Linked DNA regions of Mus musculus: region 1 is linked to region 2. Evidence: chromatin loops called from intact Hi-C (ENCODE). Cell type or tissue: left cerebral cortex. All regions are shown on one strand. Links, peaks and the distances in the headings refer to the core of each region. The heading gives the core; the rest is flanking DNA. Region 1 holds the start of 3110067G11Rik (RIKEN cDNA 3110067G11 gene). Region 2 overlaps Ak5 (adenylate kinase 5).

Evidence for each region. A loop is a pair of places that touch in the nucleus more often than their neighbours do. Peaks named below come from ENCODE experiments on the same cell type or tissue, not always from the same donor. Only the 100,000 strongest peaks of a DNase experiment are listed, where the experiment ranks them.
Region 1: a loop joins it to region 2, with 6 times the contacts of the local background. A loop is called at or near these places in 2 of 42 quality-filtered maps.

The regions. Positions count from the first base shown.
Region 1 is chr3:152,477,065-152,493,326 of GRCm38, forward strand. It overlaps Ak5 (adenylate kinase 5), which reads right to left. Exons shown (of 14, transcript NM_001081277.2): 11 at 4,474-4,637; 12 at 1,277-1,393. 3110067G11Rik (RIKEN cDNA 3110067G11 gene) reads right to left here and starts at 12,503. Exons shown (of 1, transcript NR_165813.1): 1 at 6,496-12,503. In left cerebral cortex, for the core only: no CTCF peak of the experiment used is centred there; DNase peaks (open chromatin) are centred at 6,826 and 7,349; H3K27ac peaks cover 1,205 bases.
Region 2 is chr3:152,543,075-152,559,336 of GRCm38, forward strand. The region is part of intron 6 of Ak5 (adenylate kinase 5); the gene reads right to left. Among named protein-coding and RNA genes, the nearest start is that of 3110067G11Rik, 62 kb to the left of the region's middle. In left cerebral cortex, for the core only: a CTCF peak has its summit at 8,229; a DNase peak (open chromatin) is centred at 11,523; H3K27ac peaks cover 429 bases.

The DNA of each region.
Region 1 (16,262 bases), core at 2,656-10,655, 67 kb before region 2:
GAGTTCCTGGAAGTTGTGAGGCACCCTGTGGGTTCTGGGAACCAAATTCAGGTCCTCTTTGAAAGCAGCTATTGTTCTTAACCACTGAGCCATCTCTCTAGACCCCTTGGCTCTAGTTAAAGTGGGGGCTAGGCAACGGAGGAACTCCTGAGGGGAGCTTGATGAAGCAAACTCAAGGGTAGATGAAACCCAAGGTTTTATCGCCTTCATCCCTGTGGCCTTGCTAGAAGGTGATGGAACTGGGTGACCCCAAAAGCTGTGTGGTTGGGGCGAGGGTACAGCAAACTTCTGCAAGCGCCTATATTAGGTATCCTGCACAGAGAGGTGCAACCGTGCACTTGCTTGGCCCTCCAAACCCCAGGAATGGCATTCCTCTTACTCTATTCACTGAAAAGGTCACTCCACTTTTTAAAAACATCAACTCAAAGAATTCAGATGAAAATACTGCAGAATAAAACAGTAGCCACGCACACCTGACTTTCTTGGAGGTTTGGTGTCAGTCTTAGTGTAACAAATATGGTCACTTGCCTAGACTTGGAGAGTTGCAGGCAAGGTATACAGTATGTACCATAGGGCCTGGCCCAAGCAGGTCACCGTCTGGCAGCTGCAGTAGTGGGTAGTTACTGGTTCTTGTGACAGCTGGTAGCCCTGAGCCACTAAGGAGGGCACAAAGTCGGGGATGGCACAGTGTTATGGAGGGTGGCAAGCATTCTGGATCCTGTCCTCGCAGCATCTCTCCCCTCTTCTGTGCCTATGTAACTCTATTCCCTGCCCAGGGGCCACTGCCCTTCTCTCTCAGGCTGTGTGGCTCTGGTGGTGTGCCGCCTGCCCCCTACTGGCTCCTGTAGGCTGGGTCTATTAGCAGAGTCCTTGTTAAAGTGAAGGAAGCAGCAGTGGGTCTTTTGTGGGGCACTCTGCCACCCCAAGGCAGACTTAGTTTTCTGCGAGGTCATTGAAATGAGAGGAGAGAAGCCTGGAGCAGGAAGAGAAATGAGCAACACAGAGAGGAACAGGCAGAGGTGGAGAGAACCAAAGAGGCACCGGCGGCTCCGCTCCCCACACCCGGCCGAGCCCGACTGCTGCTGCTTCCTCGCTAGACCGGTCATTCCTGCCCTAGTTTTGTATTTCGTCTTCGGAAAAAAAAAGAGTTTACGTTTCCGCTTTTGGTAACGCCAAGATCTGGACAGTGTTACTGGGTAAGAGGCGGCTTTGCGTGTACCCCCTAAGCTGAGTGCTGTCCTTGTGCCCCGATTGGGCACTGCTAACATCAGCTCACCCTTCGTCCAAACTCTTCCCCTTGCTTCACTTCCCGGGGGTAGCCGTCAATCAGGAAGCCCTTGGTGTTGCCCAGGCTGGCCACCATGGCCTCCTTCAGCAGCTCCAGAACGACACCCTACAGCAGAGAGAGTGGTCAGTATGGGGCCTAGCGGCACCCCCAAATCACAATAAATGTGACTCCTCAGACATTCTTCTGGGAGGGGAGGATGTGGCAAGATTAATAGCAGATCTCTTGGACTAACCTGCCTCCCCCCGCCCCCCCATGTCTGCAGTGAGTCTTTCAGTCTTTCAGGTCTTTCAGTCAGTACTGGGTTCCACCGGGAGGGTTTTCCTTTCTGGTCTGTCCTTTCTGCTGTTATCTCACTAGAAAGACTTCAGCATCTTACACCCCATGAGACATGTTCCACGTGTCTTGTTCCACACAGTAGCAGCTGATGGACCAGGCATCGTGGCAGGTTAGGAGCAAATGAAACGCTGCTGGCGGCGTTCTCCCAGTAAACATTATGCAAAACTTGACATGTGCTAACTTGAGAAAACTTTTAGACCAGAGAACTATTTTCTACCAACACGATTTTGCCTTTAAAAAGATTGATTAAACAAGTGTGCAAGGTAAGGAAAGAACAGTGCAGTGTGGGGAGGGGCCTTGGGAGGAGTGTGAGGAAAAGAGACCTCCTTCCCTAGGGGAGGGGCCTGTGGGCGGGGTGGGAGGAGACCTCCTTCTCTAGGGGAGGGGCCTGTGGGCGGGGTGGGAGGAGACCTCCTTCTCTAGGGGAGGGGCCTGTGGGCGGGGTGGGAGGAGACCTCCTTCTCTAGGGGAGGGGCCTGTGGGCGGGGTGGGAGGAGACCTCCTTCCCTAGGGGTGGGGCCTGTGGGCGGGGTGGGAGGAGACCTCCTTCTCTAGTGTTTGGCAGGAGCCTGGGGAACGCAGAAGTCGCAGGCATGGCCAGAACCCTTCCTTAAAGAATTGTGAATTAACTCTCCATCTAATTCACAGTCTAATGAGGAAGGCAGACAATGATAAACGAATATACTCTAGCTAAGGATAGCAGGCACGGCAGAGCAGGACAAAGGGCCAGAGTAGGGGGGGGGTTGCTGTTTTCTAGAGGGGAGGGGGCTCCGTTAAGTTGTGACTAGGCAGAGCTCTGTAGGAGGCAGAAAGGTCAACTAGAAATGGGCGATGGAGAGGACTCAGGCTAAAGAGCCAGCAAATGGATGGACCTGGAGGGCATCATCCTGAGTGAGGTAACCCAATCACAAAAGAACTCACACAGTATGTACTCACTGATAAGTGGATATTAGCCCAGAAACTTAGAATACCCAAGATATAAGATACAATTTGCTAAACACATGAAACTCAAGAAGAACGAAGACCAAAGTGTGGACACTTTGCCCCTTCTTAGAATTGGGAACAAAACACCCATGGAAGGAGTCACAGAGACACAGTTTGGAGCTGAGACAAAAGGATGGACCATGTAGAGACTGCCATATCCAGGGATCCACCCCATAATCAGCATCCAAACGCTGACACCATTGCATACACTAGCAAGATTTTATCGAAAGGACCCAGATATAGCTGTCTCTTGTGAGGCTATGCTGGGGCCTAGCAAACACAGAAGTAGATGCTCACAGTCAGCTATTGGATGGATCACAGGGCCCCCAATGGAGGAGCTAGAGAAAATACCCAAGGAGTTAAAGGGATCTGCAACCCTATAGGTGGAACAACAATATGAACTAACCAGTACCCCAGAGCTCATGTCTCTAGCTGCATATGTATCAGTAGATGGCCTAGTTGGCCATCAGTGGAAAGAGAGGCCCCTTGGTCTTGCAAACTTTATATGCCTCAGTATAGGGGAACGCCAGGGCCAAGAAGTGGGAGTGGGTGGGTGGGGGAGTGGGTGGGGGATCGGGTGGGGGACTTTTGGGATAGCATTGGAAATGTAAATGAAATAAATACCTAATAAAAAAACCCCATAAAACAAAAAATAAATGGGAAAAAAAAGCCATCATGGAGAGCCCAAGGCGGCAATAGCCTGACCCGAGGAAGAAGCCATAGGAGGCAGCAAGGTGAGTGCCGGATGGGCACTACTTGATAAAAATCTTTATTTTGGGGGATGGAGACAAGGCTCAGTGGCTACGAGCACTTGCTATGAGAACAGAAGAACCTGAATTCAAATTCCCAGTATCCACATTACAAAGCCGGGCACAGCAGCAAGTGTCTGCGGCCACACCCAGCACTGGGAAGCAGAGACAGGTGGGTGGGTCCCAAGAGCATCCTAACCACCCAGCTTGGGCAAAAAAAAAAAAAAAAGGGGGGGGGGGAAGCTGCAGTTCAGTGAGAGAACCTATCTCAAAAACTCAGGTGGAAGCAATAGAGGAAGGCACCTAACATCCTCCTTTGGTCCTGAAACACGCACGCACGCACGCACGCACGCACGCTCCAGCAATAATGCACCCATAATCAGCAGAGAGATGTGAATACTTGCTGCTACTTAGCTTGCTCTCTCCATCTTATACGCCGCCCATGACTGTGCTGGTTGCTTTTTGCCAACTTGACCTAAACCTAGAAGCACCTGAGAAGAGGACCTGCCTCTTCAGCTTTGGCTTCTGTTTCAGTTCTTGCCTTGAGCTCCTGCCGTGGCTTCCTCAGTAATGGACTGCAATCTAGAACCCACCTGTAAACTGCTGTTGACTCTGGTGTTTGTCATAGCAACGGAAGAGTGACTAGAACAAGAATCCCTACTCAGAGGAGGGTCCCGTCCACAGTCAAGTTGGGTCCTCTCACACCAATAAACCCAGTCAAGATAATCTCCCACAGGGGACTGTCTCCTAAGTGAGTCTGGAGCCTGTCAGGTGGACAGTCAGCACAAAGCATCACACATGCCCACTCCAACGAGGCGTCTGTTTCCTGGAGGCTTCGGATTTTAGCTTTCCATACTCTAAAGCTTTGAAGATCTTTCTCTAAAGTGAGGCTCCTTTTGGAAACACATGAACCGGGCTGACACCTAAAGGGCTGGCCAAGGAACAGCTTGGAAGTTAGATGGTTGTTGACATAGGCCACCCTGCCTCAGGACTGTAACCCAGGAGAGAAATCAAACCTCTCTCTGGATCCTGGGGGTTTCTTTGTCTCCATGATCCAGCCTGCCACCGTAGCCAGTGGCTTGGCTGCCAGGGGAGACAGGATGGGTGTCTGCTTACCGAGGGCACCAGATCTCCACGCTCCATGATGTCACGGATCAGTTTGCTTCTTTCTGACTCTGAGGTCAGTTCCTGGCGCAGGAGCTCACCAGTAGAGAGATGGGTGAAGCCATATTTTTCTGCCAGCTTCTCACACTGGGTGCCTTTGCCAGAGCCAGGGCCACCTTGGGAAGGAGACACATCAGACATGCATCTCAGGTCCACTGTCTCCTTTTGGGGGATGCAACAATTATTATTATTTTTTTCTGGTGTATATTCATTGTATAAAATAATGGGTTTCATGATAATGTTTCATATGTGTTGATCATGTGCGCTGTAGAGACTCACTCACTGACCCCCCTCACCCCTGCACCACTCACTGTCCCCTCTTACCCCTGCAATACTGAGTGAGGCTCCCAAGCCTATGCTGTGATAATCTACCTGAGGCCACACTGCTCTCCAGCTCCCAGGTGGCCAGAGCTGTCCCATCCCCACACCCCACCCCCCAAACCGTGTAGCCAAGTGCGATGCAGCCAAGTGCGGAAGCTGAGAGCAGTGGGGTTTCAGCTGTTCATCCCATTTCCCTCCCCCACCTTTTCTCTTTTAAAAACCGATAAAAATAAAATAAAATAAAATGAAAGTAGCCTTGTAAAGTGTCAAAGAAACCCACAGGGGCTTTTCCACACTGAAGGTGACCACAGAAACCCATCTACGAATGACAAGGTGGAACTCGACTTCGTTTGCTGGCTTCCGAGAACACTGTTGGGTCAGTCAGTTGGTTCCACTGAAAGCTGATGGTGGTCTGCAGATACTATACAGGGGGAGAGGAAAATTCTGGTCCCCCATGTGCAGGGGACGATGCTGAAATGCTCTAGAGAGAAGAGACGCCTGCATCCAGTCGCTGCCTGCTTCATACATCTCCATGCTTCACTGATAATTACTTTAAAGTTCATAAGATATTTATACTGGTGAGTCTATCCATGTTCGGGAATGTGGTATGATTGGTTCCACATACATGCATACAGCATGCAATCAAGCCAGAGGCCCCAGCCCCTCCATTTCCTCAAACATTCTTCTCCCATTTCCTCCCCTCTCCCAGGGCCAGCATGTCCTTTACGACAAGTGGAATAAATCAGGCACAGAAAGAAAGCCACCATGCTCATTTATATGCAGCTTACATGGAAGCAGTTATGCTAACAGAAACAGAGTGGACCAGTGTTGGCCAGAGCCCGGCAGGGACACCCCAATTCCTTCTGGAGGACTGTGGGACATTGCTCTTCCTGGTTCTCACCTTCAAATGCCAGGACCTTCCTACTCTTTTTACTCCTCAGATTTTAGGGGAAGAAGAACACCCTATGTTTATTTTATTTATCTGGTGTGTGTGTGTGTATGTGGTGTGTGTGTGTTTGGTGTGGTGTGCTGTGTGTGTGTGTGTGGTGTGTGTGTGTGGTATGGTGTTTGTGTGTGTGTGTATATGTGCTGTGTGTGTGTTTGGTGTGGTGTGCTGTGTGTGTATGTGGTGTGTATATGTTTGGTGTGGTGTGGTGTGTGTGTGGTGTGTGTGTGTGGTATGGTGTTTGTGTGTGTGTGTATATGTGGTGTGTGGTGTGGTGTGGTGTGGTGTGTGTGTGTGTGTGTGTGTGTGTGTGTGGTGTGTGTGTGTGTGTGTGTGTGTGGTGTGTGTGTGTGGTATGGTGTTTGTGTGTGTGTGTATATGTGGTGTGTGGTGTGGTGTGGTGTGTGTGTGTGTGTGTGTGTGTGGTGTGTGTGTGTGTGTGTGTGTGTGTGTGTGTGTATATGTGGTGTGTGGTGTGGTGTGGTGTGTGTGTGTGTGTGTGTGTGTGTGTGGTGTGGTGTGTGTGTGTGTGTGGTGTGGTGTGTGTGTGTGTGTGTGTGTGTGGTGTGTGTGTGTGTGTGTGTGTGTGTGGTGTGTGTGTGTGGTATGGTGTTTGTGTGTGTGTGTATATGTGGTGTGTGTGTGTGTGTGTGTGTGTGTGTGTGTGTGGTGTGGTGTGTGTGTGTGTGTGGTGTGGTGTGGTGTGTGTGTGTGTGTGTGTGTGTGTGTGTGTGTGTGAGAGAGAGAAGACATAGTACACAGCACCCATAGTTGGTGCTAGTTCATGCCTCCTATTCATAGCCTCTTTAAAAAGGAATATTTGAAATAAAAAACACAAAACACAATTGAGATTCTAGCCCAAATCCTAGCTCTCTTGGGTAGTGGGAACTGGCTATTAAGGGATGCTCTTCCCAGCCCATTTTAGCAGAAGAGCCTCTCAGGCATCTTGCCGAGGCAGACAAGGCAGGAAAGATACAGTACTCATCCACATTGCTGCATTAAGTCAAATGGGGAGGTTCAGACGCCCCCACAACGTTGCATGAATGGGCCAGACATCATAGGAATACAGCTATTACAGAGGCTAACAGAAACAGGGCAGGCCAGCACATGGACAGCCCTTTCCTTGGGGGCAGAGCAGTGACTCTCGCCTCCAGCTGTAATAGGATGGGAGAGTGTGGGGACAAGAGAAAGCCACTCAGAGGAAGGAGTGCTTCTAGGTGAATGTCTAGAGGGACTCACAGCTGAGCTCTGGGAGGCAACGGGACTTGTGTGGCTTGTGTTTACCTGGAAACTCTTTTCCCGGGATAGCTAGTGGCTGATCACGAGGAAAAGATATTTTCTGAGTTGCCTTCCAAGGCAAAGATGCTGTGTTCCAATTATTTCCTTTCTTCAGCCGCCTACTAATATGACTATTATAGGTTTGCCCCTCTGAAGCGTTGTTTAATAAATCTTGACACAGAGGCAATTAAAACTCTCCATCTCAACAACAGCTGTGTGGAGCCGCGCTGCTGCCCTGGTTAGAAGCCTTCCGTGGGGGCAGGAGCTGCAGATTCTTAGCATTTTTGGCCCAAATGGTGCAGGCAGTGTGGAATTTTAAGTAACCTATACAAAGGCATGATTCTTCCCCTGGCTCCAAACTGGGAAGCCATGTGATCTCCTTACTGTAAGAAGGTCACAAAACCTGCAAGTGACTGCACAGCTTTTCTGATATGCCACCAAGGTCTAACTCAGCGCTTAGGGGTGCAGTGGGGCTTGGTGTCCCTCTAGGATAATTTAATACAGGGGACAAAATTCTTTTGGAGAACTCCATCTCAAACTGAAGGGTTTGTGCTCTCTGATGGCCGGGTGCCTGAAGAAGACAACGGCTATCACTTGGCTGCCACCACACCCATAGGCTTATACCTCCCAGCTGACTGGGACACAGCCCCTTGTAGTATGACTCAGAGTTTAGATGAAATTCTACCTTGAAGGGGTCTGTCAAAGTCTTCATGGCAAAAGGAGTGGAGAAATCCTTATTTTCAATATCAAATGGAATTTAAAAAAAACTGATTTATTGAATTTTCCTTGTGAACCTGAAGTTGCACCATTGGAACAGGGTCAATACTCAAAGACTGGCTTTCCACTCAGCCTGTTGGAACCCGGAAGCCTAGCCGAGCAAGGGGGGTTCTTCTGGACCTGGTGTTCTTTGGTCTATACCTGCACCTGTTTTCATAGCCTCCCCTTAAATGCAGCACCTGGATTCTCAGTGCTCCCACAGTGATGGTGCTGAGTGCTCCCATAGTGATAGTGCTGAGTACTCTCATAGAGATGGTGCTGAGTGTTCCCATAGTGATGGTGCTGAGTGTTCACACAGAGATGGTGCTGAGTGCTCCCATAGAGATGGTGCTGAGTGCTCCCATAGTCAGAGAAGGTGCTGAGCTGGGTGTATGCTCTGTTGTTTCTGTTCTCTGCACCTGACACTTTACCTACCACCTCACAGATCAGTGAAGTAGAGCTGCGGTTATTTAAAAAGCCAAACCATGTTCTTTTTTGAGTTCACAGTCAATATTATAAACACATTCCATGAACCATGGTAACTTTTTTCTCTCCACTAAGTGGAAAGGATAGACGCTGCTTACCTAGGGCTTCTCTGAAGTTCATCTCTTACAAAGAATTTCAAAGTCATGCTTTTATATATTTACAGTTCTGTATAGAGCCGGCATGGCTTAGCTATTTTGGATTTTACAGCATGAAGACATTATGTAGTCCAGGCTAGCCTTGAACTTGATGTAGCCAAGGATGATTTCTGGCCCTCCGTCCTCTGCTTCCCAGGTGAGGTGATTACAGGCATCACTACAACATCCGGTTTATTTGATCCCCTCTGGATAAGCACTCTACCACCTGCGGCCCACAGTGTCCCTGGCTGACATTTTACTATGTACTGTTTACTCTTGGGAGGGAACCTAGGGTTTAGCCTGAGGCCTGCTCACTCAGCTCTTCACTTGGGGACACTGTGGGTTGGCTTTCACTGGTGTGACATTGACAAGCCTGGTGCTAACAGTCTTGGAGCTGAGTCTTCCTACCAGAGAAATATCAGATTTAGGACAGGGTGACAGGAGACCCGCAGTTTCAGCTGGGTGCCAGGCTCTGATTAAGACCCATAAGCGCCATCCAGAGGCAAGGGGTGAGTAATTTATGGCCATCCCAACACAAATGACATGTTAGGAGGAGTCTAACAGTGCAGAATCCTCTACCGTGTGGAGAATGCAGCTCCGCAAGTCTGTATCCGCTGCGGACGGGCCCTTGACTGTGGCTGCGGACGGGCCCTTGACTGTGGCTGCGGACGGGCCCTTGACTGTGGCTGCGGACGGGCCCTTGACTGTGGCTGCGGACGGACCCTTGACTGTGGCTGCGGACGGGCCCTTGACTGTGGCTGCGGACGGACCCTTGATTGTGGCTGCGGACGGGCCCTTGACTGTGGCTGCGGACGGGCCCTTGACTGTGGCTGCGGACGGGCCCTTGACTGTGGCTGCGGACGGGCCCTTGACTGTGGCTGCGGACGGGCCCTTGACTGTGGCTGCGGACGGGCCCTTGACTGTGGCTGCGGACGGGCCCTTGACTGTGGCTGCGGACGGGCCCTTGACTGTGGCTGCGGACGGGCCCTTGACTGTGGCTGCGGACGGGCCCTTGACTGTGGCTGCGGACGGGCCCTTGACTGTGGCTGCGGACGGGCCCTTGACTGTGGCTGCGGACGGGCCCTTGACTGTGGCTGCGGACGGGCCCTTGACTGTGGCTGCGGACGGACCCTTGACTGTGGCTGCGGACGGGCCCTTGACTGTGGCTGCGGACGGGCCCTTGACTGTGGCTGCGGACGGGCCCTTGACTGTTCCTGACCTTCGGTTTCTACTTGGGGAGAAGCAATCCATCTTCTGCCTCACCCTGTCTGTGGTTTCTCCCTCCGCATCCGCAGTTCCTTGACCAGTTGCCAAGCTCTGTGTCTTCTTTTGAAAAAGCCTTTGAAATCTGTCTGTCATCTATAATCGCACTATAAATGCCCTTCATCTTTTCTCTCAGAAAAACCATGATGCTTAGCACCCGCCATTTCCAACAAACACCCACTCCTTAGTTCAGTCCTGAGTTATGACACTGACCACATCTGAATCAAACCCAGTTCAAAGTCAGAAGTGAATGTGGGCACTTCGTTCCTTAGAAATGTCTGACCATGTATGGGCATGCAAGCTCTATCAGTACGTATGAACTTCTGCATGTATATTTGATAGTTCAACAACATACACTGGATCCACAGCACTTACAGGACTACATTTCTCTAAGACAACAGTGGGGGAAATGTCTGCTGGGTTCTGATTGCCTTTAGCGAAGGGTCTCAGGCTTATATTCCTACATTAGCTGGGAATTAATTTTCTCTTGACCCAGCTTCAGCGGTACACACATCTGGTTGAACGTAAGCATTCACCACTCAACTCAAGCCATCTCGCTAATGGCATCCTCCCATCCCCTCACTCTTCAGCTTGTTGTTTGTCCTCGTTGCGACCCCACCAAGTTGATCCAATTCCTTGATGCTCTACCTCTCAGCCAGCCTGATATCAGGCCCTAACTGGTAATGGATGCTCTACCTCCTTTGAAACTATGGTGCCTCCCATGACAGGCACTGCCCGCTCTCTATAACAGTCAATTATTCACTTTATCCACTCTGAGTTGGTAAGCATTCCTTGAGAGAGTGAGAAAACAGAGCCTACTGGGCCATGAGACCTAACTTCATCACAGCCGTAACGTCTCCCGGCAACCACATTCCTCCTCTGATGATATGAGGTGTTCCTGGTTGGATTTGAATATTTCTCTCAAAGTTCTCAGTGATCATGAGATGGGAGGAAGAGACAGGTGAATCTCTGGAGGCTTACGGTCCAGTTATCTTAGCCTACTTGGGAAAGTTCCAGGCAATGAGAGACTCTGTCTCAAGCAAAAGGAGGACCAACATCCAAGACTTTGACCTACACACACACACACACACACACACACACACACACCATCACACACCATCACACACACATACACACACACACACGCCATCACACACACACAGCACATGCACAATGCCTACATGTGTACACACATGAGCACACACACAGACACAGTCAGCTCTAATAGTGTATGCTTTTACAGTAATTAGACACATCTTTAAACTGTAGCATGATTTCCCACATCTTTAAAGGTAAATAGCCTCTGTAACCATACCTTTGGCAGTACTAAGTACCTTTTGCAAACCAACCTATCCTATTTCTAGGTAATCGCTCTGGTTTTTTTTTTCTTTCTTTCTCAAAATCTATCCATTCCTACCCTTGAAATCCTTCTCTTTAAATGGAAGTGGTCTCAGCCCAGAGTTCATGTTTTTGTGACTGAATGACTCCTTTCAGAGAAAAGCTATTTTGCTTCTTAACTGTGAGTCTGAGCCACCCAGGGCCCACAAGTCACTTGTCACCTCCTACAGCCACCATGAGGCTTTGCTAAGCTGAGGGTCAATGTGTTCAATGCTCTGCAGCCTGGAGTGACTAAGAAATTATCTATTTACGCTAGTCAACATTTCTACAAGCTCTGAAAGCCTCTGACAGGCATTTGGGTGAAACATGCCAGTGACAGGGTCAGCTGTGGGTCATGTAAGACTTTAGATTGGGCTGAGACCCAGAGAGTAACAGGCCTGCTTCCTTATTATCAGGGCCTAGAATCTAGGAGGTACCGGGCAACTGCTGGGCCAATGACTGGGTGATGAGCGTTCCGTGAGGCAGTCCTGTACACAGCACAAGGACTCGTTGCTTTGGACCTGCTAAGTGGTTGGGAGAGCATTGACTGATCTCTTTTCTGAGGTCACAAAGTTCCTACATCCTGGCTCTAATTAAGTTGTTGACGTGATCACACAAGCTAAGTAAATCAGACAGCTCTGACCTCTATAACGCGCTAAGGGTCCCTTTACCTCCATGGCCTGGTTCCTTAACTGGATTCCACAAAGGGGTCCCTACTTTGGGTGTGTTACACCATAGTCACCTAGCCTTCCTTTCACTGTGCTCCCGTCCATGGAAGGATTCTAATCCTGACATGTTAAAAGTTAGGTCTGGAATATTCTCTAAAGGCTCATTCATGAGGTGAAGGCTTGAGCCGTCAGCCTGGCACTGTGGAAGGTAGTAGGGAGTTTAAGAGGTGGGACTTAGCAGTAGACTTGAGGTCTTTGGGATGTGTGCCCTGAAGGTGACTGCAATGCTGGCTCACTCATTTTCTATTTCATGACATGGTCATGAGGTGAGAAGTCCTGTCTGGTCATGTGATCTCACCATGGCATTCCAGGCAGGCACTCCACTAATGATTCGCAGCCATAAACTACTTCTAGAGCTCTGTTCAGTCAGTATTTGGCTGCCTGGGTTTTCTCTTTACTGTGGAACTGGCACAATCTTGGTTGGCAGGGGCTCCATCAGCACGGTTACTGCAGTGAACGAAGAGACTTAGGATGGGGGAAAAATCCCAGACCAGAAAAAAATATCTATGAATGTCTACAGCTGACACTGGAAGACTTGAAAGTTTAGAAGATTCCCCAAGAAAAGGGGGCAGTAATTTGCAATGCATCTTGAAATGTATAGAAAAAAATGGGGGTCTGATAGACAGAGCTGTGAGAAAACAAGACCTGGCAAAATGCTAACCACAGAACTTAGTTGACAGATACACAATGCTCACCATAAAAATGCTCCCAGCTTTGTTGGAAGTTTGAAAATTCTCATTATTAAAAAAGAAAAAAAAAAGGAAGGAAGGAAGGAAGGAAGGGAGGAAGGGAGAGAGAGGGAGAGAGAGATAGAGAGAGAGAGAAAAAAGAAAGAGAGAGAAAGAGAAAGAAAGGAAGGAAGGAAGGAAGGAAGGAAGGAAGGAAGGAAGGGAGGAAGGAAGGAAGGAAGGAAGGAAGGTAGGTCGGTCTTTAAAAGATCCCCCAGGTGACTGTGGGCTGTGCCTGCCTGAGAGCTTGCTTTTCTGGAGGACCGGAGCAAGAAAAGGTTTGCCCTGGAGCTGGCGGCAGCCCAGAGAGGCTTGCTCATCTCTCTCTTCTTAATTACAGTGTAATAATGCTGAGATAAAGGCCATGGTGAACAAGTAACTGCTGTGATAGCTAATAAAGTCCTCATCCCCTTACCGAAGGCTCGGCCGTTCCTCTCACAGCAGATGGGAGGAACTGCTAGTGTTCTCTGTCAAGCTGGTGGGAAGAAAGTAAGACTGGGGGTTCAGAGATGAAATATGCCTGAGAGTCCCTGCATGCCATCCTGAAGAAAGTCCCCATTTTCCCAGGTTTATTGGCTTGCTGTGTTATCTAATACATGTCTGCTTTGTTTGAAATAGGGCCTGCAATGTTTGTAGCAGCCTTAGAAACAGAAGCTCTCTACAATAGAGAACACTATGCCAAGAGGCACAGGTGCCCTGGTACTGCTCCGACCCCCACCTGTAAGGCCCTCTGGCCCTCCCTGCTGGAGTGAGGCAGACTTGGAATTCAGACAAACATCACATATTCTATCAGCCAGTGGTCACAGGGAGCCAGGTGAAAACTGTAGCCCCACAGGTTTGCCATCAGAAACATCCAAGAAAGTATGCTTGTATGACAGCAAACATGAGTCACTATTTAAAACTCTGTTTAATGAAGAGCTTCATTATTTTATGTGCTAAATTGGGGCACAGGATCTGGCCCAAATGTCAGCTAGCAGAGACTTTTAAAACACTGTTTACTCTCTGTCCTGAGAAATCTGAGATTGTGCAATTCAGCCCAAACCAACCACAGCCATAGACATAGTCGTGATATATCTCATTAAAACAGAACACTCAAGGGGGACGTACACGCTATTGAACACATACAACAAACAGACAGAACCCCAGAAATGGAGGCACTCGTTGTGATAAGTCTGGTAGTCTCTTCATGCTGCAGGGTTCACCACGATGTTGACCACAGTCAGCTGTTAGTATGGGTTCAGGTCAAACTGGACCGGCGTCCCAGTCAGTGTTCTATGGCTTCCAGAAGGATCTCTGCCCATGGGGAAGGAGGTGGAGACTGGGAGGTCAGTCCTGGGCATAGATTTGTATTTTTGTCTTTCTCATGGTAATATGGCATTCCAAACGACCACCAAGTCAACAGTACTGCTTCTTGGAGGAAATCATTTAAAAACTTGAAGAAGACAAGAAAGGAAGGAAGGAAGGAAGGAAGGAAGGAAGGAAGGAAGGAAGGAAGGAAGGAAAGAAAGAAAGAAAGAAAGGAAGAAAGAAAGGAAGGAGGAAAGAAAGGAAGAAAGGAAGAGAGAGAGAGAAAGAGAGACAGAGAGAGAAAGAGAGAAAGAGAGAAAGAAAGAAAGAAAGAAAGAAAGGAAGGAAGAAAGAAAGGAAGGAGGAAAGAAAGGAAGAGAGAGAGAAAGAGAGAGAGAGACAGAGAGAGAGAAAGAGAGAAAGAGAGAAAGAGAGAAAGAAAGAAAGAAAGAAAGAAAGAGAGAAAGAAAGAAAGAAAAGAAGAAAGAGAGACTGCCACTAGACATGGAATCCCTTTGTACTGTGAAGTTTATGTAACTAAGTGGCTTCGCTCTCAGGACACAACACCCTTAGATAAGGTCTCAGTTTGTGATGTGTGTGTTCAGAGCTCTCTTGGCAAGTATGTCCGCAATGTCTGCTTCCTTTTCTCTCCCATCCTGAGTGGTCAGGTGTTTGAAAATACAGGTTGAGGCCAAGACAGTGTGACAGTCTTCTAGTGTCTGCATACTTTCATGGAGGGAAGAATAGGGGTGTGTGTGAGTGTGTGTGTGTGTGTGTGTGTGTGTGTGTGTGTGTGTATCTGTGTGTAGTGTGCACCCATGCACATGTGAACTCTCAGATTCAGTTAGGCCTGGCTAAAGGCTGGGAGTCAGTTGGAAACTTGCTTCCCTATGGCAACACAGTTTCATTGTTCAGGGGATTCATAGCCTGGTGTCAGGTGTGATGGCACACACCTACAATCTAGCATCCAGGAAGCTGTGGCAGGAGGATTGCTTCAGGTCTGACTGAGGCCAGCCTGGGCTATGAAACCTTGTCTCACAAGCCAAATCGACAACAACAGCAAAGAGAAGATTAATTTGGGGAATTGGATACGTGACCTTGCAAGCCAAGAAGTCCTGTAGTGTGGCCATCTCAAATCAGTACATGAGTGGACTGATGGCCTCTAAGCTGAGCCCAAGTGACCCAGTGTCTTCTCAGGTTTCTGGCAATTTGATAGTCTAGGTCCATGGTATAAGTTCTAGAGTCTGAAGGTTGAAGAACCTGGAGCCGTGATGTCCAAGGACAGGAGGAATGGATTCCAACTTCCAAAGCGACAAAGAACCCCATTTTCTTCTTCTGTGTGTCCCCCTCTGCCCCCAGGCAGACAGACTGAAGAGTGTTCATCTATATTGGTGTGGGCCAGTCTTCCTTATTTGGTCCATGGATTCAAATGGCAGTCTCACTTGGGAAAACCCTCAAGGCACACCCAGAATTCACACTTTACCCACTGTCTGGGTGGCCCATAACCCAGTCAAAACAAATTACCCGTCGCTTTGCTGATGAGCTGCCTGCTTCACATCACGGCAGAAGCCAAAGTCTAGCCTTGGATTCCACGGCTCGATGTGGTCATTCTGGTGTTCTTGGTTCAGTCTGTTTGCTTCTGTCTTCTAGTTAGGGCTGCTTCTCCACCTCGAAGATTTTTGCTTTTTGCTGTTTGTCCTTCCTGTGGCCTGGCTCTTCCTGTTGTCCTGATCCAAAGCTGGTCCTCTGATACACTCTTCTGCCTCCTCTGACCAGTGTCCTATGCCTCTTGGTCCAGAGAGTCTTTCAGAGCACCCCAGACCCCCAGGAGCCAGAGAAGCAGAACCTCCCTGGAGAGGCCTCTGTCCTCTGATGCCCTCTTTTGAGAAGACCAATGCCAGCAAACAGGGATCCTCCCCCTCTCCACTCCATGTCACTGCAGCTGCTGGTCCTCAGAGTGTGCCCCGCAGACACTGGGAACTCCTACTTGTACTGTAGTCCTAAGAGAACGTTTACTTCCCATGGCTGGCAGGGGCAGGGATGAGAACAGAAGCATCAGGATCCAGCTTTGGCAGCCATGTGTGCTCCTTTATTATTTCTGCATGTGTTTATCTGATGTGCACGCTTGCCAGGGAGGCTCCAGGAATCAGATGCAAGCCCTCAGGCCTGGTGGTGAGTGACCACCTTGGCCAGTGAGCCATCTCACTGGAGCGTGCATCCTCACCACAGTGTACCTGCATCAGTACCACTTAAGGATACTTTGGTGAAGCAGAAGAAAATTTAACTAAAAAATAATGACCCAGAAGTATGCACTATTTTAGTTATTTTGAGATGGAATCTCATTATGTAATCCTGGCTGGCCTTGATATAGACTGGACTGGCCTCAAATTTACAGAAAACCTCCGGCCTCCCCTCCCGAGTACTGGGACGAAGGGCA
Region 2 (16,262 bases), core at 4,075-12,074:
GAAGAGGATGCTGAAGATAATCCTGGTTAGCCTTGTAGCGTTAGAACTGTGAAAACAGCAGTCACCAGCTCAACACATCGCTGGGAAATACTTCACTGTGATGGTCGTTGGCTGTGTATTTTAGCCACTCAATCTCCGCAACAATATTATTTGGACATATTTCCATCCATGTGCACCCCTGCCACGGGCATGTGCACAGGAACCCCCTCACACACACAAAGGATGCAAAGGAGCCCTGGTCTGGGGATGTCACTCCCTATTGAGTGCTTGTGAGTACACCTAAAGCTGTGGGTTCACCCCCAGCACTGCAAAAACAGTCAATCACTCAAATAAAACAAAAACAAGAGCCAGGTTTCAAGGGGTTAATTAACCCTTCTAAGATCATTTTAGTGGCAGGGACAGGGGCTGAGCACACTTGTGGCTACACCAAACTCTGAGCTTTATAGGTTACCAGTGCTGCGAGCCTGAGCTCTGCCTGGCAGGGCAGTGGGAAGTATTGGATGTTCACTGCAGTTGCACACATCTGTAACCCCACTACTTGGGGGGTCAGGCAGGAGGAAAGGAAGTTTGAGGCCAGTCTGGGCTACATAACAAGACTGTTTCTAAGAACAAAAAGCCTCCCTCCTCTCCCATTTAAAAAAAATGATGTGCTTCCCCCACCCTACCTCTTTTCCTTCTTCCCTCTCCCCCTCACCCCTCTCTCTGTGTACAGGCACACATGTGCCAGAGAATAGCACATTTGGAGGTCAGAGGACAACTCTCCTTCCACCCTGTTGAGCTAGAGTCTCTCCTGTTTTTCTCTGCCGCTCCGTGTATGCCAGACTAACTACCCATGAGCTTCAGGATAATTCTGTGCCCTCCACCCATTTCTTTGTAGGATGGCAGGGACTATAGATGTGAGCCACTGCATTGGGGTCTTGGGGGCTCCAGTGATCAGACTCAAGTCGTCAGGCTGGTGAAGCAAGTGACTTTACCCATCACTCCCTGCCCCCATTATTCACTGAGCGCATTCTGTATGACAGATTCTGTACCAGGTTATAGTGACACAAGGAAGAAAGATCTGATCCATGTTGGCTTTGTCTTCGTTAAAGCACAAGACGACTAAAACACTTTTGGAGAACCTGGTAAAGAAAGGTTAAAGGAGACAGTGGAGAAGAGGCTGTGCTCTCTGGGGCCGAGGACTGTACTGAGACCTCATTTAGCGCCAGTCAGACGCCAAACGCCAAACTGAACTGAGCAGGACTAATTTACGTCCTTTTCCCTTGTGTTTTCCTATTCCCTCTTTCTTCCTGGCATTCTTACAACCTGAAGCCTTAACACTATAAAATTGTTAGATAAATATTTGAGCCTTTGTCAAAAAAGTTTGCAAACTAAAGAAGCTCTAGCTGTAGAAGCCAAATTTTGACTTTATGTGAGGGTGGTTCCTTTCCTAACTCTGTTACCTTCCACGTTCCCACGTTCTGAAAAGCACCAGGGAAGTCTGAAACACACACACACACACACACACACACACACACACACACACACAACACACACAGACATACACACACACACACACTACACACGCACACACACTACACACACACATACACACACACATATGCACACACACGTACACACACATATACACACACACCACACACACGCACACCACACACATGCACACACACTCTTGCACACACACACACACACGCATTTGCACACATGCACACAGTTGAAGCCATGAGATGTTTGACTGGAGCTAATTTCAGCCCTAGAAGATGGATGGTCAGACTCAATCTTTCTTGTTGTTATTTTCCTTCTCCGTCATTACTGATTTTTTTCTTAGTTGAGATACCCCATCTCATCGTCATTATCATCATCATCACCACCACCATCATCAGTGCTAGGGTTGGAGCCCAGAGCCTGGCACACACTAGTCAAGCAATCACCCACCAGGCTATTCCCACAGTCCTTTCCTCCCCCCTCCCCTCCCTTTCCCTCTCCTCCCTTCCCCTTTCCTCTCCTTTCCTGGCATCTTCCAGCACTGGGATCACTTGCCAGTACAAATAAATGTTTCTGTCTTCTTGACTAACTTTGATGGCCAAATATGCTCAGCTCATAATTATGTGCAAGAGTCGATGGAAATCAAGTAGATCAGCTTAAAAAATTGTAAACTATGGCAAATGTGTCTGACAGGAATACAGGGCCGGCTGATGAAAGGCATCAGTAATACATAGGAAAAGGAGTCTGGTTTTCAGTCAATGCATAGTTGTTAACACTAAGAGATTCCCCCTTCTCGAAAATCCTTACAAACAGCATTTAGCATTTATGGAAGTGTTTTGTTGGAACAGCGAATAATCAAACTGGATAGTCAAACAGCCCGAGAAGGAGCTTGCTCATGTTCTCCCACGTTGGATGAATCTGTAAGTATTAAACTGGGATGTATCCCAATTGGGGTCCATGAATGGACGATGGTGATGCCCTTCCCTTCATGGATATCAAGGTCAGTGATGAATCACTTATACTACAGATCATTATCTAGAGTTCATCGTGAGAAGGGCTGAGATGGAGTGTGCTTCTGTGATACTGGGGCCAAGAGACGATAGTAGAGTCGGGAGGTTGCCAGGTGTTTGTGTGCTTTGTACAGGCGAGAGTAGCAAACTGAAGGAGGGCCTTCCAGGGACCGGGAATAGAGAGATGGAATGGAGATCTGAATGCAAGTGAGGGTGCCTCTGGGATATTCATTGTCTTTTTTTTTTTTTTTTTTAAGATTTATTTATTTATTATATGTAAGTACACTGTAGCTGTCTTCAGACACTCCAGAAGAGGGCGTCAGATCTTGTTACAGATGGTTGTGAGCCACCATGTGGTTGCTGGGATTTGAACTTCAGACCTTTGGAAGAGCAGTCGGGTGCTCTTACCCACTGAGCCATCTCACCAGCCCCATTCATTGTCTTTCTTCTTGAAAGTATTCAAGGCATTCTTTGGATTGGGAGAGTAGCTTCCTGCTGTCCCTGAGACCTCTGGCTGTGTATCTGAAGTGAACGAGTACCAGGGGTGTGCACAAGAATGGAACAGCATGTTGAACCATCCCTGCATCCCTGGGATGAAGCCTACTTAATCATGATGGATGAATGATCGTTTTGATGTGTTCTTGGATTCGGTTTGCGAAAATTTTATTGAATACTTTTGCATCAATATTCATAAGGGAAGTTGGTCTAAAGTTCTCTTTCTTTGTTGGGTCTTTATGTGGTTTAGGTATCAGAGTAATTGTGGCTTCATAGAATGAATTGGGCAGAGTACCTTCTGTTTCTATTTTGTGGAATAGTTTGAGGAGTATTGATATTAAGTCTTCTTTTTTTCCATTTTTATTAGGTATTTAGCTCATTTACATTTCCAATGCTATACCAAAAGTCCCCCATACCCACCCACCCCCACCCCCCTACCCACCCACTCCCCCTTTTTGTCCCTGGCGTTCCCCTGTACTGGGGCATATAAAGTTTGCGTGATATTAAGTCTTCTTTGAAGGTCTGATGGAACTCTGCACTAAACCCATCTGGTCCTGGGCTTTTTTTTGTTTGTTTGTTTGTTTGGGAGACTATTACTGACTGTTTCTGTTTCTTTAGGGAATATGGGACTGTTTAGATCATTAATCTGATCCTGATTTAACTTTGGTACCTGGAATCTGTCTAGAAAATTGTCCGCTGGGCATGGTGGCGCACGCCTTTAATCCCAGCACTCAGGAGGCAGAGGCAGGTAGATTTCTGAGTTCGAGGCCAGCCTGGTCTACAAAGTGAGTTCCAGGACAGCCAGGGCTACATAAAGAAACCCTGTCTCAAAAAACCAAAAAAAAAAAAAAAAAGAAAATTGTCCATTTCATCCAGGTTTTCCAGTTTTGTTGAGTATAGCCTTTTGTAGTAGGATCTGGTCATTTTCTTTATTTTTTGATTTCCTCAGGTTCTGTTGTCATGTCTTCCTTTGCATTTCTGATTTTGTTAATTAGGATACTGCCCCTGGGCCCTCTAGTCAGTCTGTCTAAGGGTTTATCTATTTTGTTGATTTTCTCAAAGAACCAGCTCCTGGTTTGGTTGATTCTTTGTATAGTTCTTTTTGTTTCCACTTGATTGAGAAGGAGCTAGAGAAATTACCCAAGGAGCTGAAGGGGTTTGCAGCCCCATAGGAGGAACAAAAATATGAACTAACCAGTACCTCCAGAGTTCCTTGGGACTAAACCACCAACCAAAGAAAACACATGGTGGGACTCATGGCTCTAGCCTCATGTGTAGCAGAGGATGGCCTAGTCGGTCATCAATTCGAGGAGAGGCCCTTGGTCCTGTGAAGGTTTTATGCCCCAGTATAGGGGACTGATAGGGCCAGGAAGCAGGAGTGGGTGGGGTTGGTGAGGGGGTAGGGGATAGGGGGTTTTCAGAGGGGAAACCAGGAAAGGGGATAACATTTGAAATGTAAATAAAGAAAATATCAAATTAAAAAAAAAAAGAGTGGGACGGCAAAGCTCAGCTGGGTAATGAGCTCTTACCATTTATTAAGCTTTACCCCAGCCAGGTAATCAATTTGTTTTGCAATTGTAAGCAATCACTGCAAAGCATCCCGTGGAGTTCTAGAACAACATGAAGTATTAATCACCACAAGAAACAGTCAGCCTAGAAAGTAAGGACTTTTGAAGCTGATAGACCCAGTGGAGAAAGCAGATGGGACTAGACCATAGCTTCTTCTCTCTACAATTCTTATGTTCTTAAAAACTACGTTGTTTTATTTCTGGGAAGAGCCAAACCATGTTCTGAATTGCCTTGTATCTCTTTCCTTCCTATTTTTAGCTTGAGGGTTATGGCCAACTTCTGAGCTCTTTCAGTGCCCGTCCTGCCTTCTTCCTTGGATGCTATCCCTAGCTCCAATACTCTGTGGGGCTAGTATTAGCCCCCTTCTCATTAAAAACACACAGGCTGATCTTGGTACACAATTAACTCCTCAGCAAGATGATCTAATGATAGAAAGTAACTACAGGATGGAGAGTTGTTAAAAATGTACTCACTGACTCTCTGGCTAATTGAGCAATTTTGACCCCCAAGTTTCAGGGAAAAAAATCATAAATACACGAGGAGGAAACGAAGTCCGAGAATGGGGAAACCAGCTTGTAATGATGGAGTGAAGAAATGGACTTTACAATCCTGTGGATACTTCTGCGGCTAAGATCTCAGTGAACGTGAATGACTCGGCCAGCAGGGTTTACTACTCTATTGTTCTGCTAACACAGGCCTGTGGCCCAAGGGTTGCATGTGGCTAGGACGGCTATGAATGAGGCTCAAAATTTTTGTACGTGACAATGTTAAATACCAACATCAGAAGGCTGGACGCCCCTGGGTGAGGGCAGCAGGTGGAGAGATTGGCTACTGTCTAAAAGGTCATCTATCATCCAGCCAACTACACTCTTAGCTGATTTACCACATGTGGGGTAAGGACTGGTCTTTTGAGGGTCAGGGGATGTGGCAGGTCTTTTCAGCCAGTGAGTGGTTGATTTGAGAAACAGAAGGGAAACGAGACTCAGTGTCCTGAAGAAGAAAACTGACTGCATTCTGGGAGACACTGTGTGATGCTTTTGAGATCAGCCTGTACCCTGCCCAGGTTACCCCATATTGGGTAACATAACTACTGACAGGCCAAGAGTAGCCTTGGACTACTCCATTTTACAATCAGCATTTGGTACCATGTTGAGTGCAGAGGCAGAGGCAGGAAGGCTCATTTCCTTCCTTGCTGTGAATGTAAACACCAGTGTGCCCGGCACCACCAGAGGCACAGACTGATAACTACCCAAAGGACCATTAGAGACTCGTCAAAGTCCGTTGGGAAAACATATGGACATAAGGGCGTATCCAAATTACATCTGGAAAACCAAGCTCACAACTTATCAAGGCCACAACAGGATGCATCACCCTCACCAGGACCCTACAAAGAGAGGAGGATGCTAAATCCTAAGATGCTGAAGGCATCACCGAGCACCCAGATGCTGAAGGCTATCAATCACTGAGCACCCAGATGCTGAAGGCTATCAATCACTGAGCACCCAGATGCTGAAGGCTATCAATCACTGAGCACCCAGATGCTGAAGGCTATCAATCACTGAGCACCCAGATGCTGAAGGCTATCAATCACTGAGCACCCAGATGCTGAAGGCTATCAATCACTGAGCACCCAGATGCTGAAGACTATCAATCACTGAGCACCCAGATGCTGAAGGCTATCAATCACTGAGCCCCCAGATGCTGAAGGCTATCAATCACTGAGCACCCAGATGCTGAAGGCTATCAATCACTGAGCACCCAGATGCTGAAGGCTATCAACCACTGAGCACCCAGATGCTGAAGGCATCACCGAGCACCCAGATGCTGAAGGCTATCAATCACTGAGCACCCAGAGTGAGCATTAGGAGATCTAGGACTGACAGACAGAGCACTCCTAACTGTCCCTGGGGGCTTCAGCTCAGCTGGGTTCCATTGTTGATATCGTCTACTTTAATTGCCATCTGTCTGTCCATATATCTGTTTGGACTCTATCCTATATATTACCCCTGTGGCCTCCATCATCCCTCATTTAGCTTCTTTAGTTTGCTTGGATCTGTGAACCTGAGGCTTGGCTCTATACTCAAGGCTCCAGTAAAGTAGTAGGAATCCAACAAGGCTTATTAATGTCCCAATTATCGCAGAAGTTACTCTCTTTGCATCTCTGCCAGCTGTCTTCTGCCTGTAGTGAGGTTCTGAACTCCTTGAACGCTACTGTGGCTTCTTTAACCTTTTGTAGCTATTCTTTCATACTCACGTGCGTACATGCATATGCACGCAGGTGCGAACACACAGGCAAACACATTTCTTGTGTGATATGCAATGTGTGATCTGAGATCTGAGAGTTAACATCAGTAATTAAGATTGTAACAGAGAACCCGTGTTTGCCGATGGCTGATATCAAGGGAAATTGGGAACTACCTAGTCAACTGTAGTCAGATGACATTGCTGTTAATTTATTATTTAATGAATTCTGACATTTTAGAAAGACATAGATATGTTGTATGATTCTGTGAACACTCACTGAATCCTGGCTCTGTCTTCTGCACCTGCTTGACTGCTATCTGCAGTTAATTTTCTGTTAAGTGGGCCTCAGTCTGTACTTTCTCAGATAAGCCTGAGCTCCTGTGTACTGGCTGGCTTTGGGTGTCAACTTGACACAAGCTGGAGTTATCACAGAGAAAGGAGCCTCCCTTGAGGAAATGCCTCCATGAGATCCAGCTATGGGGTACTTTCTCAATTAGTGATCAAGGGGGAAAGGCCCTTTGTGGGTAGTGCCCTCCCTGGGCTGGTAGTCTTGGGTTCTAAAAGAAAGCAAGCTGAGCTAGCCAGGGGCACCAAGCCAGTAAAGAACATCCCTCCATGGCCTCTGCATCAGCTCCTGCTTCCTGACCTGCTTGAGTTCCAGTCCTGACTTCCTTTGGTGATGAACAGCAATGTGGAAGTGTAAGCTGAATAAATCCTTTCCTCCCCATCTTGCTTCTTGGTCATGATGTTTTGTGCAGGACTAGAAACCCTGACTAAGACACCCTGGAAGTGTCATTACATTACCAGCAATATCTGGTTCTGTTCTGCTCTGGTGTGACTTCACTCAGAGACAAAGTAACCAGTTCACCAGCGAGCCCGTTTGTCTCTATCTTCTCACTGCTGCACCGAGGACCTAGCCTACCTCTTCTCAAAGGAGACAGAATGACAGGGCAGGTTTCTTTACTAAATACAGGGGAGCTCACAACTGCAACACAGCAGGCTCCTTCACATTTCTAGAGGACGCATCCTGCTTGCTACACAGGTTCCATTAGGGATGGATGCCAGTGAGACTACAGCAGGAGTTTCAAGGCCAAGGGGCTCTGTCTGAGTAAAACAAATGCTAATTTCAAATGCAGCCTTCAGGCTTTGTAGAGTAAGGCAAATCTGATCACATCAAACAAGCAGCCGGTCAGCGTTTGCAATGGGACAAAGCGCCTTTGCAAGACACCCATAAAGTCCATCATGCCTGGCAGGACACCTTCCTTTCAAACAAAGCTCCACTCTCCTATTCTAAAAATAATTCACTCTATCCTTGGGTGGCATAGAGGCCTGGTACCAGGGCAAGACCTTTTGCCAGATATTTCTGGTCTCCCTTGTGGATCCTCTAACTGCTGCCTTCATTGAAAAACCATTGGAGGAGACTCCTGAGCCCCAACATTTCCTGTCCCTAGTGGTGAATATTATTAAGGATATTAGTGAAGAATGGGTTCATAAGATTTTTGTTCTTGAGTATTTTTAGGTCCTCTGTCTCTTAAAAGCGGGTGAGTCACAATTTCTCCATGCATTTTCCAGTAAATTCTTGAATTTTCCATCTCATTGCAAGTTTCCAACAACTACACATAACTCAACAGCATGTGTTTATGGAGTGTTTGATCTTTGTCCTAAGTATTATCTGGAGACATTCTCCTCCCATGTTACCATGCAGATAAGATATTCCTCTTAACTTCCTATGCACATCCTCAGCTAGGCGGGAATGTTCAGTAAGTGTGTGTGGAAACAAACACTGACTGCTCTAAATTATACGCTCTGTATAAGAGGTTTGTGTTATAGAAACAAGGCATTCACCTGATTGAGTCTTTACAGTCTAGATAGAAGGGTTTAAGATCCTTGCTTAGGGTCTAAAGATTTAAAAAATTTTTTTTTATTTTATGTATGTGCATCTTTTGCCTGCATGTGTGCCCGGGGAGGCCATAGAGGGCATTTGGATCTCCTGGAACTGGAGTCACAGACGGTTGTGAGCCGCAATGTGGGTGCTGGAAATTGATTCCTGATCGTCTGACAGAGCAGCCAGTGCTCTTGACTTCTGATCCAGTCAGTCCCATGGAAAGAAATCTTATCTGGCAACAGTTGATGAATTGGCAAATACATAGCCTGGGCAACACCACTTTAAGAATCCAGCTGTGTAATTACGTATCTTAATAAAATTTACAAGCTAGGGTAAATTTTTAGTCCTAAACTGCTTACATCTCCTTCTGGTGTCCTCTTCCTCTACTGGGTCTTCTGTTTAGAGCCTCCTTGCTTGCACTTGTGTGGGAAACACCATGAGAGCTTGTTAAAGGCTAGAAAAGCTCCAGGATTAGCAGTTGGGCTCAGCTCTCCCACAGCTCCCCTCTGCCACAGCCCACTTTCGGCCAAGCAGAAGCTCACATAGAGGATACATTCTGCAAGGGGACATGGGGTTAGTAAATGAGTCTTTGGGGCAAAGTTCCTTTGCCGCTGTCTGCTTCTGCTCAGTTCACCTGAAGGACACATTTTGCAAGGGGACACAGGGTTCATAAATGAACAATTGCCTCAGTGGCATTGTCTCCACAAGAAATGTCTCAGGAACTAGGTGAGGTTTCTATGTTTACCTCGAAAGGTGACGGGACCTATGGTATTATAAGTTGCTTTCTTGAATTGAAATATGTGAAAGGAAATCCTGCCACTATTTCCTGACTTAAAGAACAAAAAGGGAGGTTGAGAGTGAAGTGATGGTCTTATGGGAAAATGATAGCAACAAGACTGACACCAGGTCACCAGGCAAGGTGTCCATGCGTCACACAGGGTGCGTGCACACACAGCTCACAACCACAGCTAGAGGGCTCACACAGTGTGCATGCACACACACCTCACAACCGAAGCCAGTTGTTCCTTTGACCGTGAAAAAGCCATTTCCTCCTGACACAAAACCATGACCTACTTAGCCATCTTGTAAGACAAATCAGAGCCATTATTAGGGCTGCACAGACTGGCTTCACAATTAGCACAGCTGAGAGACAGCAGTGGACACACGCGCCTGAGCAAACACAGAGGGGTCAGTGTGGGTTTTTTAAATCCAGGTACAATAATTGTTACAGTCGCACGAGTAGCCACATTCTCACCTGACCTTACAGTAATATCAATACTCGCTTAGGATGTGCGATTTTAGCTTTTCTTTAGTAAATCTAGTGAGCAGCAGAGGGATTTGGTTAAATTTTAAGTCAGTCATCTCCATCGTATGGGACACACCAGTAATTATGGAGCAGCAGAGCCAAGTAGCTAGCTAGCTAGCTAACTAGCTAACTAACTAACTAACTAACTAACTAACTAACTCTCGTTAGGGAGGCCCCAGTGCATCAGAGGTTCTCCCCTCCACTCAATCTGGGGTTTGTAAACTTGTTCATCAGAGGAATACTAAAAAACTAACTTCTATTTTCATCCCATGCCTTTCAGTAACTTCCCCAACACACTGTTAAGCACAGCCAGGCCTAAACATAAACAACCGATTTCGAATGTGTAATTATATACGTACACGGTAGTTAATCGGTCATAGACAAACATGCTAAGAACATGCTAAGAACCTTCTGTTCCGGATGTTTTAACCACTTTGCATGATCCTAGGATTCTAGGACACAACTGACAAGAATTTAAAACTATTCCTCACAGACTTCATTCTGAACTGCCATTGTTTCTACGCAGAAGAAGTGCTCAACATCAGGGGAGAGGGCCAACGATCCAGGATCCCTTGCATGGCTCTGGGTCAGCCCGGTGTTCTTCGTGATGGCATGGTTCTACCTTGTCTTAGTCAGGGTTTTACTGCTGTGAACAGACGCCATGACCAAGGTAACTATTATAAAGACAATATTTAATTCGGGCTGGCTTAATTAGGTTCAGAGGTTCAGTCCATTATCATCAAGGCAGAACATGGCAGCGTCCAGGCAGGCATGGTGCAGGAGAAGCTGAGGGTCCTACATTTTCATCTGAAGGCCGCTAGTAGAAGACTGGCTTCCAGGTGGCTAGGACGAGGGTCTTAAAGCCCACACCCACAATGACACACTTCCTCCAACAAGGCCACGCCTCCAAGTAGTGCCACTCCCTGGGCCAAGCATATTCAAACCAGCACATACCTGGATCCTGAGGAAGCATGCTAACAGACTGTGTGTATGAGCTGATGATAACTCAGAAAAGGACACACAGACTAATACCCTCCTTGCTGCACCTCTAACCTGAACACCACAGGACAGACAGATGCTGTGGCTACAATTCCAGTTTTCCTTCCTCCAGTGATGAACATCCCCTAAGAGCAGTTTGCCTCTCACTGTAAAATATGAATGTTACTATGGAGACACTGAGGCTGGTGTGAACACACAGGGTCCAAAACTTTCCTTCTTCTTATGTACGTGTATGTAGCATGTGTGTGCCTATGTGATGCATGTGTGCATGGGTATGGAGGGCATAGGTTGGTGTCAGGTATCTCCCTCAGCCTCTCTGTTATACTTTGAGACAGTTTCTCCCTAAACTCAGGGCTCAACGAGTGTCCATCATGACTGGCTAATGAGCCCTGCATCCCCCCTCTCCAACTGTGGAGTTACAGATGCGAGGGAGTATGTCTGGCTTTTACAGGAATGCTGGGTGTCTGAACTCAGGTACTTAGCTTCAGTGGCAGGTACTTTGCTGGACTGTCTGAGTCAATGCCCCGCCTCCACAGCGTTCCATTTTCAGATGCACAGAACAAAAATAACACCATAGAATAAAGTAAGAGAAGCAAGCTGTGAGTCCGCTAAAGCCATAGAAAAGAAAAATAATATCTTATGATTTTATGTGTATGTGTGCTTTGCCCGAATGTGTGCATGTGCACTGTGTGTGCCCGGTACTAAAGGAGGTCAGGAGAGGGCACTGGATGCCCTGTGAACTGCCATGTGGGTATTGGAAATCAAACCTGGGTCTTCTGTAAAAGCAACTATGTTTTTTAATTGCTCAGGCAGTTCTCCGGCCCCTTGTAGCCACTTTTACGTATGTGCATGCCCATAGGGTTTCTAAACTCAGTGTGTCATTATGCCATAGCAGAATAACAAGACAACATGTAACCAAGGAAGCCTTGGTAGGAGAATATACCCAGGCTGGGGTTCTAGCAGACAAATTTTACTCAGAAATAATAGATTTCTTGCTTCAAGCAGCGCATTACGGATGGAAAAGTTGGTTTTAGACAGAAGATAAACAGGATTGCTGTTTGCTTTTCAAATGACCTCAACGTTTAAAAATGCTAGGAGCAGATGAAGAGTCGGGCTAATCCTGGGCAGGAGGAACTTGACACAGACAGTGTCACCCTTCTCTGTGGTAACCCCAAGTCTGCCTCAATGCACTCTGGCTACACTTCCTCTGTAAGCAGAGTCACGCTGGACCCAGTCAGCACTGTCCGACTGGGAGGTCTCTCTGGGGTTTAGGGACTGAGTGGCCAGCACGGTTAGGCGCTTTCCTATATTGTTCATCTAGGAACGCCTCGTAGACATTGTTCCCTTTGAGCTGACGTGATGGCTTAGCAGTGTGAAAGTCAGCATGGCAGAAACAAGAGACACCCTGCCAACAAGGTGGAAAGAGAGCATGCTTGAAAGTTGTCTTCTGACTTCACACACACACACACACACACTCCCACCATAGACACACACACTACAAACACACACATATACAAACACACTTCACACACACACCACACACACCATAAATACACAAACACACACATATACAACACATACACATGCATACCACCTTCCTACAGCACACACATACACCACACACACACATCACACATACACAGACACACACACCACCCCTACATACCACACACACACATCCCACGTACACACACGCTGACAATGATAATGATGATAAAAACTGAAAACAATAAGGAAGCGTGCTCCTCTCCGTGCACACGTTCGAAACGTGCACACGTTCAAAATGCTAAGCAGGCCCCGAGTTTCTTTGCTTGGCTCTCAGTGAAATAAAGTTAGTGATGATTAAAGTTGGTTATCACACAGCTTAGAAATTTCCAGTGGTACTCAGCATAAAATTGCTAATGTTTTCAAGGACAAACGATTGTGGATTTCTAAGTTTGTTATCTTTAAAATGAATGTGTGTGTGTGTGTGTGAGTATGTGTGTGTATATGTATATGTATGTGTGTGTGTATGTATGTGTGTGTATGTGTGTGTGTGTATGTGTGTGTTTGTGTGTATGTGTGTATGTGTATGTATGTATGTGTGTGTGTATGTATGTGTGTGTATGTGTGTGTGTATGTGTGTGTGTTTATGTGTGTGTGTATGTGTATGTATGTATGTATGTGTGTGTATGTGTGTGTGTATGTGTATGTATGTGTGTGTGTCTGTGTGTCTGTGTGTCTGTGTGTCTGTGTGTGTGTGTGTTTGTGTGTAGGGGATGCCGTGGAGGTCAGAGGACAACTCTGGGAGTTGGTTTTCTACTTCCAAGGACCAAACTCAGGTTGTCAGACTTGATGGTAAGGGCTTTTACATGCTGAGTTTCTCAGTTCCAATATGCATCCTCCCCTCCCCTCCCCTCCCCTCCCCTCCCCTCCCCTCCCCTCCCCTCCCCTCCCCTCCCCTCCCCTCCCCTTCTTCCTCTTCCTCTTCCCCTCACTCCCCTTCCCTTCCTTCCCCCCAGCACTTTGCTCTGTTGTCCGGGCTGGCTGCCACACTCTGGGCTACACTTCTCCATCAGTGGAAGCCTGCACCTTTTTCTCGGGAGTGCTGACTCATTCCAGCCGGGCTGTCGCTATTGTTTCTGAGCTATGCTGGCTTATAATGTTGTCTTCCTGGAATTTAAAAAAACCCCACAGACTCTTGGAAAGGACTGGCTTCTGGTAACCCTGTATAGTCCTTGACAGAGCCTCAAATCTCTATTTGGCCAAGAGCTTAAAGATAGTATTGATTTATAAAAAGTGATCTGTGTAGTCAGGAGCACAGACATTATAAGAAGCAACGCTGTGGTTATCACATTATTAAGGCTTAAAGAAAACCAGCAGTCTTGTATTTTTGGCAGGCAAACATGATTTATTTGTTTTCTGTTATTATTAATAGTGTGCCTTTACTGTTAATCTTTTTCTTTAAAGATTTACTTTATTTTTATTTTATGTGTATGAGTGGTTTGCCTGTCTATAGGTATGTGCACTACCTGTGTGTGCCTGTGGGAGGCAGAAGAGAGCACTGGATCCCTTGGAACTGGAGTTACAGATGGGTCTGAGCCGTTGTGTGGGTGTTGGGAACTGAATCTGGGCCCTCTGCAAGAGCAGAGAGTACTCATGACAGTTGGGCCATCTCTCCAGCTCCTATGTTATTTCTTGATCACAATTTTAGAGTTAATTCCTGACATCGTTTCCTGCCATTCGTAGTGACTCCTCAAATACTACACCTCCATTTTGCATTAATCTATTATTCTCTTCCTGCCATCCTGCTCGTTCTATGGTGACAGTATTTCCTCGTGTTTCTCCCTCTTTCCTTATGGTACACATTCTTCCTTGTTGCACATTTATGAATGAGGACATTACTCCAGAATATTTATGCACCGGGACATATTTCACTTATTTCTTTAACAAGAACCCACTGGCAGAATAAAGGAAATTAAAATAAAAAAATAGCATAACCAGAAAGATGATGCAACAAGCGCAGTCGTCAGCCATAGGGAGAAATGCCAAGAGAGTTCTGAGAGCCATAGACAGTTGTAACACGTCAGTAATCTAAGGGGGAAGAGGGATTCTATTTAAAACATACAAAAGAAGATTATGGTCAAGAGAAACAAAAAACGGAACCCCACCACCTGATGAGGATCAGGGTCCAAGGGCATCTGCTGTGGCTAAGGCCAGTGCACAGTCTATTTCCTCACAGAGAGGCCTGCTCTCTTCTCTAGTTAGGAGGACATTTCTTGACACTAGAGCCACTTACAGACAAGGCGGGGCTAGGCTTGGCAGGGCGGGGCTGAATAGGATGGGGCGTGGCTAGACCGGGAGGGGAGGGCTGGGCTAGGTAGGGCGGGGCTGGACTGTACTTGGCAGGGCTTGGTGGGCGGGACGGAGTGGGGGCAGGGCGGGGCGGAGCTAGATAGGGTGGGCGTGGCTAGACAGTGTAGGTGAGGGCTGGGTGGGTCGGGGGTAGGGGAGGGCCGGGCTGGGCTGGGCAGGGCTTGGCAAGGTGGGGCGGGGTGCAGCCCGTGAACAGGTTTTCAATTCATATTTAGCTATTATTTCACTTTGCTGTGCACTCGTGGCTACGGGCAGAATTTTTCCTATAAATTACACGTTGAGATCTTCCTTTCTGGTCCCTCAGCATGTATCTGTGTGTAGGAATTAGGGCTATAAGCGACTGAATAAGGCAAAATTCTGTGGCATGGTGGCCTACCCCAGTACGACTATTATAGCTGCAGCATGTGGAGTTTGGGGCAAACACTCGTAGAGGGATGCCCCGAGAAGACATAGAGAGTCACAGAAGATTAGAACAAGTCACTCAAGGGAGGGACGCCCACTGTGACAACATGGGATGGGGGTGACGTGGGGTGGGGTGGGGTGGGGTGGCTGCAGAAGAGCAATTGAATTTCACCTTGAGGTTTTGGCCTTCAGAAGCGGGAGAAGAAGGATTTTTATTTTCTGTTTATTCCACCTGCTTTGTGGGATATTTTATGGTGTTTTAAGTAAACAAATACAGGTGATGTTTTAGTTTTTTTTTTTTTAGGTTTTAAAAGAAAAAGTCTTTAAAATTCTTTCAGAGGATGGGCGTGAAAAGCTAACAACACTCAGGGGAGCTGACTGTCCACACAGGAACACAACACACACTTCTATTTAGTGTCCAGCCTTGTGCTGACTCCAAGGTGCGTTTGAATCCAGCCCCCACCAAGGCTCTTTTATTTCTTGTTCACGATCTCCCTTTCCATGCTTGAAGACAGAATTTCTCTTCCTTCTTAGATGACTGCCTTGTGTCCCATCTGACTCCTGTCTTCTAGAAGTGTGTTGGCATATCTTATTTGAGCCTGGCTGCTCTTGTTAACATAGTTTCTGTTGCTATGCTTTAAAAAGCGTTATGACATTTGGAAAAAAAAAAAGATCTGCATGAGTCTAACATAACTTTACTTGATGTCAAGTTATAAAATGATTAGTTGTGGGGCTCATTAGGCCCCAATTCCAATTAAAAATATAATTCTAAACTTTAATTTTTAAAAGTGTGTGTTTGTGTATATGAGTGTGCTGTGGTCCATCGGTGGGAGTCTGTATGCAGGAGTCAGTTCTCTTCTCTGCCCACCGTCCTGGGTATACAAGTCAGGTGACCAACCCATCGGCAAACCTCTTTTATACACTAAGCCATCTTGCCTGCCTCATACACATTAACTTTTACCACCTCATTGCATGTACAGACAGTTTATTGGAAGATTTTTTAGAGTGAATT